Regions from separate parts of the Homo sapiens genome. Here region 1 is linked to region 2. A link is an interaction called in ENCODE POLR2A ChIA-PET data of the cell type or tissue named here. Cell type or tissue: IMR-90. All regions are shown on one strand. Links, peaks and the distances in the headings refer to the core of each region. The heading gives the core; the rest is flanking DNA.

What was found. Peaks named below come from ENCODE experiments on the same cell type or tissue, not always from the same donor. Only the 100,000 strongest peaks of a DNase experiment are listed, where the experiment ranks them.
Region 1: POLR2A ChIA-PET joins it to region 2 with 5 read pairs; 3 of 35 experiments call an interaction of 5 or more read pairs at or near these places.

What each region holds. Positions count from the first base shown.
Region 1 is chr6:147,618,484-147,623,865 of GRCh38, reverse strand. It overlaps a transcript of SAMD5 not described here. Among named protein-coding and RNA genes, the nearest start is that of SAMD5, 110 kb to the right of the region's middle. In IMR-90, for the core only: no CTCF peak of the experiment used is centred there; a DNase peak (open chromatin) is centred at 2,435.
Region 2 is chr6:147,561,573-147,566,954 of GRCh38, reverse strand. It overlaps SAMD5 (sterile alpha motif domain containing 5), which reads right to left. Exons shown (of 2, transcript NM_001030060.3): 2 at 1-2,561. The coding sequence ends at 2,499. Among named protein-coding and RNA genes, the nearest start is that of SAMD5, 56 kb to the right of the region's middle. In IMR-90, for the core only: no CTCF peak of the experiment used is centred there; a DNase peak (open chromatin) is centred at 2,204.

The DNA.
Region 1 (5,382 bases), core at 177-5,176, 57 kb before region 2:
AAAAAGACTAAAATAAACTGATCCAGGAAATAAGTCCCACTTAAATTTCAGTCTAATTGAAACATTCTAACTACCATCTACCACTTACCAATTCTTCATTTCTCTAATGTGCTCAGTCTTACTTAAATGTAATGGCTCTTTGAAATCTTAAGTTTTTTCAGATACATCAGGCATAATAGAGTCAGTTATGATGAGCAAAAACTTATTTTTCTGCAATATACTTTGTTTTTAGAAAGAACTGTTGCAAGTATCTGCTGGGTTATATTATTTCCTTCAATGAATGTGCTCTAACAAGAAAATACATCACGAAAATGGCAAAGATAATATCAGATTACTCAGTCTAGTCCTTCCTGTGTATGTCAGTGGGGTGGGAGGCAGAGCAAACTCCTCTTACAATGTTAGTGTAATATGTGTTACAATTCAAAGCACATGTCCTAAAATATGGATATACAATTTTTGTGTCAAAGTCCTTTGATAATCAAGTAGTGACTTGACTATTAATATTATTAACATTATTTGTCATATGGGGCTACTTATTTATTAAGAATCCCACTATGTGGGAGAAATTACTGGAAGAGAATAGCTAAATGGCTGATAAGAATAGCAGACAGGCTCTGGGGTGTCTGGGAGGCTCATGAGGACCCCTCTTGATCCTCCCTTTCCTCCCCCACAACACACAGCTGACAGGCTTATAAACTGTAATTTCACAATCCTAGAGAGCAAATTTAGCCAGGCTAGATGGTCTGTCCAAGAATGTGGGGTTAGAACTGATATGGTTGGGCTGTGTCCCCACCCAAATCTCACCTTGAATTGTAGCTTCCATAATTCCCATGTGTTGTGGGAGGGACCTGGTGGGAGGTAATTTAATCATGAGGGCTGTTTCCCCCATACTGTTCCCATGGTAGTGAATAAGTCTCACAAGGTCTGATGGTTTTATAAGGGGTTTCCCCTTTTGCTTAGATCTCATTCTCTCTTGCCTGCCACCACGTAAGATGTGCCTTTCACCTTCCGCCATGATTGTGAGGCCTCCCCATCCATGTGGAACTGTGAGTTCATTAAATCTCTTTTTCTTTATAAATTACCCTGTCTTGGGTATATCTTTATCAGAAGCATGAAAATGGACTAATACAAGAACCAAATAACATTTTGAGTCAGTCTCCTGAACCAGAGGTGCAGCTGGCCAGGCATCTTCCTGTCGCATGGCCTGAGAAAGGGAGAAAGCCCATTTTCACCAGGGATGAGTGACAGGAAATAGTTCCTGGTGGGCTGGACAGTCCCAGACTCTATCCCTTCCTGAGCCCCAGCTTCCTACACTTGGCTTCTAGAAGATATTCCTTGAGACTTAGTATAAATTCTGCTTTGGAGTGTAAGTCAGTTCAAGATACTTTCTGCTGCTGTGTTGAAAAGAACAGTACTAAGTACAGTTGGCCCTCCATATCCGTGGGTTTCACATCCCAGGATTCAACCTGCCATGGAAAGAAAATATTTTTTCAAAAAACCACAATAGAAAAATAAAAATGATACATATAAAAATAGAGTATAATGACTTTACATAGCATCTGCACTGTATTAAGTAGCATAAGTAATCTAGAGATGACAAAGTATACAGAAGGATTGTGTGGATTTATGGAAATACGATGCCATTGTATATCACAGACTTGAACATCCATCTGAGGATTTTGGTATCCACAGTGGGGGGTCCTGGAACCAATTCCTCACAGACACTGAGGGATGACTGTACCCTGCCTATCTTTGGGAATGTCAGGCTCCAGCTGGTGAGAGAGACTCTGAAGACAACCTAGGAAAGCAAGAAAGCACAGCCCAGGCAAAACTCTTCATCTTCTCTCTTCATCTACTGGCACCAGCACAATCACGTGTTCCTCCTCCCTTTTCACATTCCTGAGAATCATTTTATCCGTTCAGATATGTCTGGCTACAGGTAAGAAAATACTAACAGTCCAGATGCATCTGATCTCACTTAGCAGACAGGCTGAAGACACATGGCTCTCCAGTTGGTTCCAAGCTCAATAACATCAGAACTCTAGCTGGTTTGTCCATGATTCTCTTGGCCTCCCCTTCACGGTCCAAAAATGCCTGCCATGGCCCCAGGTATCATTATAGTACAAAACAGCACCCACAGAAGGGAGGGAGAGCAGGGAACAAAAGGCTGCTCCTCGGCAGCTCTCCTTTGGCAGAGAACCCCTAGCTGACTTATCCTTTTATCTGGCTTGTTGACCTGACCTGGGTCATATGTCTACTCCCAAATCATCACTAGCGAAGAAAAATGAATGGCCTTGACAGGCTCAGGCCAATCATGAGTCATTCTCTGGGATGGGGGATAGCTCTGTGTCAGCAAGAGAGAAGGAGGGATGGCTGTTGGATGGATTCCTGAAGTGGCTGCAGCTGTAAGCATCACCCAGTTACCAGGCTGAAGGCTCTGGCATCATCCCTGACTCTCCCTTTCTCCTGCTCCCATCTCCAACCTTGACTCATGCACTGGATTTCCTCCAATCAGAAGTCAAGCTCCATTGACTATCTTTCCAAAACACCTCCGGCATCTGTCCAACCTCATGATCTCACTGTCACTGTTTTATTTCACGTTTCATTATTTCATACTTCTAAAATTTCATAAGCTTTCTCCAAGGTCTTCTCATCTCCAGTCTCTCTCCCCCTTTAACTTGAGAAGTATGTAAAAGCATACAGGAAGCTTGGCTCTGATTACATCATTCTGCTCTAACTTCAGAGTAAAATTCAAGTGATTAGCCCGACACGTAAGACCCTCTGTGATGATGCTCCAACCCACCTTTATGATTGCCTATTTGCAATTTGCTATATTCCAAATTTTTCCCTACATGCGCGCGCATGTGCGCGCGCGCACACACACACACACACACACACACACAGAGGCACATACACAGTCATACACACACAAACATACACTCACATACACAAACACACAAGAGCCACGGTTCTTTCTTCTAACTTTGTCTCCCTTCTAACTATTCCTCAAACACAGTCCCAACATCCAAATTGACCCCCTCTTTAAGAAGATGTTCTGATCAGCTCCACTTGGGGACACACATAGGACATGAAGCTCTTTGTACAGCCCCTGAGGTAAGCCTCCAAGCCAGCCACGTCCTTCCAGCAGAGGCGATGGCTACTTAATTCACCTGCCTTCAACTCCCAGCACACCAGTGAGAAAGCTCTTCTTTGGGGAACACAGTATCCTTCACGAAATCACTCCGGGTCCTTCTAGAAGTGTTTTCTCCCTCTGTAATATATCTTATGGCTCTTATGGCATTTACTTCTTCTACCTTGAAGCAGAATTAGGTATACCTGTGGCTTATCTCCTTCACTGCTGTAAATTCTTTGAAGGCAGAATTTCTGCCCAGGCTTTGCACATAATTGGTGCACAATAAATACAGGTTACAGGCATAGAAATGCGAATCAAATGCTGTGAACTGTGCCCTTCATTGTGAGAGCAGCGCTAAATAGAGAAGTGATCAAAGCTGGCTGGGTAAGGGGTCGTACGGGAGTAAGGCTGGGGCCAGAATCTGTGAGCAGAAGAGACAAGAATCATCCCATGGATGGGGAGAAGCACAAGAAGAAAATGAGCAAGGGCGCTGTGCAGGCCAGTGCTCAGAGCTGCAGAAGTGGCGTGGAGAGTGGGTGGTGGATGGAGGAAGAGAAGCTCGAGGAAAGGAAGGATGGAACGCACGGGGCTTCCCTAAGCAGGGGAAGGGCACTGTGATGCCAAGAACAGTGTCATTGCTCATTCCCACAAGGGCTACACGTGGCTCCGGGGACCAAACAACAACATTCAACTTATTTTGATTAAAAACATTATATTTCACGTAGAAGCCTTAACAATTCAAATGGTAATAATGTATCACTAAGTCATTAACCATAAAAGAAGGCAGCTGAAGCTTCCTGCTGTCTCTTAGGATTCCACTAGACCCTCTGCAGTGACTCCATCAGGGACAGCCAGCAGGGCCTTGGAGAACTCTCAGGACTGGGTATCAGCCTTTGAGGAGTTATCATCAAGTAGGTGGCCTCCCCCTTGTCAGGCAGTAGGCTCCACTTTGTGATGGCCTCTCCAGACACAGGGTAACCATGATGATGGTCCACCCTCTCTTGCAGCCAACAGTTATCTGTAGGCCCTGATACTGCTAACACCTTTCCCCTGACTGGTCTGTTTCCAAAGAATTTCTGAAGGGGCCAGCTCTTCCTCACTCTTAGAAATAACAGAAAAGCAGAAATAGCACAATTTTCCTTCTTCAATTCTATTTATTTAGAGACAGATAACAAGGATCTCTTCCTGGATTAATTTGTGACCTTAGGACTATCAAGGAATATCTTTACTTAAACGTATCCTCACAAGTATCCACATATCTGCCTCATGAGTATCTGCGTATCTGCCTCATGAGTATCTGCATATCTGCCATGGATCTTATACAAACTCGGGAAGTTTTTCTCAAGATTAAGGTGTGTACTTCTTTTCTGCAGGAATATGAAAAGTAAATAACCCAATGCATTTCTATGTTTTTATCTTGGCCGCTAGGAAGTTCAGCTATAAATGCAGAATTCATGTCAATAATTCATTTCAAATACATGGTGATTTCTATTTTTTCTCATTTTAGATGTCTTGCTTCATACTTAAAAAAAATAAGATTGTGAAAGATGTCTTGTGCACGTCACGGCCCTGCCCACAGCATAAAAACATACAGGGGTGAGGGAGATGAGCAAGACAGCCAGCTTTTCACAAGAGCAGGAAAGGCCGGGTGCTGCGGCTCACGCCTGTGATCACACAGCTTTGGGAGGCAGAGGAGGAAGGACTGCTTAAGGCCAGGAGTTCCAGGCCAGTCTGAGCAACATAGCAAGATCCTGGAAGGATAGCTCCCATTTTTGCTATGTTTTTGCAAAGAATTCCAACTTCCTCATAAGACACATCCTCTTTAAAAGATGAAGTAACTTAGAAATGTTGACAAAACATTGATTCAGGAATATAGTACTTTGAAGAGATGAATCTCCTAAGTAGAAAGGTGTTGTTCAGATGACTTCGTAAAAAGGGGAAAGGTCACAGGAACAAACTTGGGTGGTTTCTTTAAATATCCTCGCTGAGCTCATGAGGCAGTCAGGTGCCCTAAGGGGCAAGCTTCACATTGGTCAGGGGAGGGACTGAAGCTCTCCAGACTGACTAGATAATGGGCTCCCGCCAAGGACTGGGTGTTAGTGGTACTCTCCGTCTCCTCACAACACGGTTACACAGAGGTGACAGTCACCCTGCGTTTCTGATCTTACCTTGCTCTATCTGTTCTGTTTCTCATCACTTACTTTATTTGACCTCCTATATCTTCACCACTGGCTGCAAAGTACTCTTGT
Region 2 (5,382 bases), core at 181-5,180:
ATTAAGTATATTATTGGTGTTTAGATACAGAGGAAAAACGCTGAAAAAATTACTCCTTCTAAGACTAACTGTCCCCAGATACAATTCATGGTAAAAATAATCCCTTTCTCTTATATTCTACCTCTTACCTCATCTTGATTTTAATGCAAAGGAATTCGTGGGCATCCTTCAATACTTCTTTGCTTATTTGAAGTTTTCTTCCTCTAGCTTTAACTAAGATGTCTTTTTAAAATCCATTGGCTTTTTTTGCTGACTGTGACTCTTACTTTAAGCAGAGCATTGTTATTTTCAAATTCTAACCACAGACACAGAGAGAAGGTTTAAACCTGGCAAAATAATTGAAGTTAGATATTACTCTAATAGAAAATAAAACTTGAAATGACCAAGGAACCCTTTTTCCATTGCAGTAGATTGCCTCATAAGGCCCACAGTGAAAATAACAGATTTTTCAAAAATTGAGTCCTTCCTAGCAAAGTTCAACAAGTACATGCAAATGTACATCTGTGAAATAAATCAGCCACGGATGCGACACCTGGAAATGAGGTCAAACAGGAAGCCATTTGTTATCACAATAAATTATATCTGTAATCTATACAGACTCCCCTACCACTCAAAAGAATCTACTTAGGAATTTTAAAGACCCTAGTTCATTTGGAAAAAAAAAAAAGATGAAAGGTTAACTGGAATATAATCCTGATGAAACTAAAAGCTTTTGTATAATTTAAGGACAACCTATACATGCTTTTAAAATTTAACTTCCTTACATTTGTATATGATAATGAGACTGATTTTAGTCAGTGCCTGAATTAACCTACAGAAATAGCTAAACTATTTAAACTTCAGATTTTTAAAGCAGTATTGTGTTAAAATTGTCCTTAGAAACCTAATATCCTTCTTAATGGCCTATCTATTCTTAGGAACCAAAATGGACCAGGAAAAAGTGAATGTAAGTTTCTTTTCCTTTGAGAGTTTCTTATTCTTCTTACCATGACGGTGCCGATGGGAACTTACATCTTGTACATTCTTCTAAGTAGTAGATTCCGTAATGCAGTACTACTTGGGAGCTCTAAACAATTGACAGCCTCAGGAGCCAGTTGTACGTCAACATCTTTTGCCATGGCTTCTTTCAACTAAGTTTTTGGTCCCATCAACATGGTTGCGTTTTCTAAGCAGAAAATAAAACTACCAGCATCCAGGCCGGGTGTGATGGCTCACGCCTGTAATCCCAGCGCTACTGGAGGCCACGGCGAGTGGATCATTTGAGGCCAGGAGTTCAAGAACAGCCTGGCCAACATGGTAAAACCCCATCTCTACTAAAAATACAAAAAAATTAGCTGGGTGTGGTGATGCGTGCCTGTAATCCCAGCTACCAAGAGGCCGAGGCAGGAGAATTCCTTGAACCTGGGAGGCGAAAGTCACTGTGAGCCAAGATTGTGCCACTACACTCCAGCCTGGGTGACAGAGCGAGACTCTGTCTAAAAAAAAAAAAACTACCAGCATCCAAACACAAGAACGATAAGACGATAAGAATTAGAAAAACTCTAGATTCCTGTTAATTTCCTCCCCCCACCTCAATCTACTTTCTTTTTCAGCCGTAGTTCTACAGGGCTCCTCAGGCCACTGCCGCTGCCCACCTCCCGGCCCCCACAGGCCTGAAGTCAGAAGCCTGGAGAGCAAGGTGGGATAAAGCACTGCAGCTCAGAACAGGCTGTGAGCTGCGGCCCTGGCAGTCTCCACAGAGTGCAAGAAACTAGCTATGAAGTAAAATAGCTAGCTCTTGCTTGATGCATGTCAGAGCAAGACACTTGTATTAGTCCTAATACTAAACCTCAGCCAGATTAAATTTAAAAAGAGAAGTTAGAAGAAATTGTCCTCTCTTGGTGATGTTCCTTAATTCATCACCTTTAACATTGTACCAATATACAAAATAACTATATAAAAGCACCTTAAAATAAGAATTCCTTCACCAAACTATTCTACATAGAATTATGTATCTTATCTTATAAAAACATGGTCCTATATGAAATGAAGTAGAATGTATGCTTGAATATAAAAATTAAAGCTACTGTTCTCAAGTTAAAAGCAAATTTGGAAATAATATAATTACTACTTACTGTCAGAAATCTACCTTTTTGTTATATTGTACTTAAACTAAGTTATGACTCAAATGCCTTAGCCAACCTCATCTGTTTTCATTAAGAATGGAAGGGAGAATGCCAAGAAATGCATAAGACTGTATCTCATCATGATATCTTCTTAAAAAAATGAACTCAATACTTCTTTATGCGTGATAGTTCACTGCCTTATTTCTAGCTGTTATAAGCCAGTTACCCAGTTTACTAAGTTGATTATTCCAGAATTTGTCCAAGCAAAAAGTTAAGCTGATGAGTATTTCCAGGGTCATCATCCATTTCCCTTTTTGAAAGAAGGTTCTAAATATGCCCTTTTCCAGTCTTCAGGCACCTCATCAGTCCTCCACGAGGTCTCAAAAATGATATCTAGCGGCTCTGTGATGACTTCGGCCAATTCATTAAGTACTCTAGGATGCCAGCCATTGGGACCTGTGGATTTGAACATATCTGGGTTATTGAAGTTCTCCTTTACCCATTCTTCCCCTAGTCCATCATGGATTTCTGCTCCTATTTTTAAGTCATTCTTGTCCCTTTCTGCTTACCACATGGACTTTTGAAGAACAGCCCTAAGAGTTTTTGCTTGTTATCTATCAATTTTCTCTTTCAAGCTAATTAAAAAAGAATGCATTTTATCCTTGTCAAGCCTATATTTTGTTTAAAAAGGCCTACTTTATTTTCCTTTTATGTTCCTTCTAAGAGGTGGAAACTTAAAAAAAAATGGTTAGATAAAAATATACCTTGTAATAGTTTGCATTCCTAAGTCACATTACTCAGTACTACACGTTAGCAACGTTAGTACTAGAGCAATAGTCAATACATTGTGAGACATTCCAAAGGCGACCTATCTCATGCTGGAAGAGCACTTATCTTTTCAACTTGTAGCTGCAAGTGCTAGTTTGAAATGCATCTTCCAAAGTAAAAATGATTCACAGTCATATTTAATCATTATCATCTGTATGTATAAACAGTAACTTTTTCACATAGGCATGTAAAAACCATAGTTGCACGTGAGCTGGAAAGAGGTTAATTAAGTATTTCTTACAAAGCAGCAACCTAGTCGAATTCATTTGCTGTGTGGTCTTTGCCATCAAAGTTCTTGGGTTTATATTACACTAATTATCTCCAAGCTCTGATAGGTGTTGACAGTTTTAACCCCTTCATTGTCACAATGATCCCTCTGAAATTGAAAGGCAGCAGTAGATTACAGTGCACTGCCCATCTGTCATGGCTCTGCTGTGTGCCCACAATCCCTTGACAGATCTAGATGGACAAAGAAGAGGAAGAAAAGGAAAGTTGGAAGGAAGAAGGATGCCTGAGTCTTTCCTGGAAATTTTGTGCTGCTTAGATTCAACCGCTTGCTTATTGAATTGGAAAACTTTTGGAAAAGGTTAAATCAATTTTGTTCTCCTTTGTTTTGTTTTGTTTTCCTAGTCTCTATCTCTGCAACCTCTCCAAGCCTTGTAAGCTCCCAAAAAATAAAAATCATACTGCAGACATCATCAAGACTCTTTAAAAGAAGAATTCTGTACATTTCTCTAAGGTACAGCAATTTGTTTTAGCACCTGCCATTTTCACCCCTGCTCAAACAGCCACCTGCTGACGGCAATATGTTAGCTAATATGTCATTATTAATTAGTTTGGGTGACACCATCAGGCAATCACATCTAAATAGATGGTAAGTATTACTATCCAGGCTTACGAAGTTTCTTTCTCCAGAGAATCATCCTATTTTGCTGTAATACTAAGTAACGATATCCTACTACTATTTAATATATTCAAATAGTCGCCAAAATAAAGCCATATGCAACCCAATACCTCTATTAAACATCAGCTCTTGTTATAAACTGCGAAAAAGTAATCTTCAACCTATCTGAACAAACCAAGTTGTTGGGCTTTTGTGGGGAGGAAGGAGGAGTGAGGGAAAATTCCATAGAGAAGGGAAGTTACCTGAATATAAACAAGGTAACACTTTGGGTTTTATTTATTTATTTATTTTTTTTTGAGACGGAGTCTCGCTCTGTCTCCCAGGCTGGAGTGCAGTGGTGCGATCTCGGCTCACTGCAAGCTCCGCCTCCCGGGTTCACGCCATTCTCCTGCCTCAGCCTCCCGAATAGCTGGGACTACAGGCGCCCGCCACCAAGCCCGGCTAATTTTTTGTATTTTTAGTAGAGACGGAGTTTCACCGTGTTAGCCAGGATGGTCTTGATCTCCTGACCTCGTGATCCACCCGCCTCAGCCTCCCAAAGTGCTGGGATTACAGGCGTGAGCCACCACACCCGGCCAACACTTTGGTTTTTAATGCTCTAATAAATGAATACATAAAAAGGTGTTAACACCAAAAATTGCATTTACTATACAGTACAAGAAAACAAGCTATTTGTGTCAGAAAAAAAATCCAGGAAAATCCTTAGGTTATAGTGTTAGGGGTCACTCAGATGGCAACAAGACTACTTCCAAGAGAAGAAAAGGCCACAGAGGGAGTCCGCTTTTCTTGAAGACATTCTCATTATAATGCAAGATTCCATGTCTGCCCCATGTTCAACAGACTTCTGCCTGAAGTCAGAGACATGATGCTGCCTTCCTTCAAAGGTCACTTTGCTCTAGAAACATAGAAAAATAAAGAAAATGCCTTTGGACAGATTATCATTTAGCAAGTAAAGACACCCTGCCTATAAACCCATCTAACGGTGTGGACTATGAAGTCATTTCACAAATCTAGTGTCAAACTAACAGCCTCCAAAACCTCTCATGCCTCTGATTCCACAAAAACAAATCACATTCATTAAACAAGTCCAGCCTTGCAATCTGCTATTTTTCATTCACTGAGGGAGTAGGTGGGGGGCAGATGAACAGGATTTCCGCAATGGGTCATGGAGAGTTTCAAGATGTGAGAGCAGTCACAGAAAACAGTAATTAGTGGAGCATATGTTGCTTCATGACCATAGGAAACGTCAGTGATTTCCCTGTGCCGAATGCGCCGTCATTCTTTTCTGGCTGATCACATTGTGGCACTCCAGAGGCTGGTCTTGATAGATCTCACTCTTCAAGTGGAACAGAAATGAACGGTTTTAAAATTCTGACAAGCTTGAAGGAGGTAACTGCTGAAGACAACTATTACAGAGCTGTCCCCATACGTATCACACATTTCTCATATTTCATTTTCCCCCTTAATTATTAGGCACACCCCTATGAAGAAAATAAAAGCTCTTTCTTCACTCCACCAAGAAAAATAATCTATTCACATGTGTTC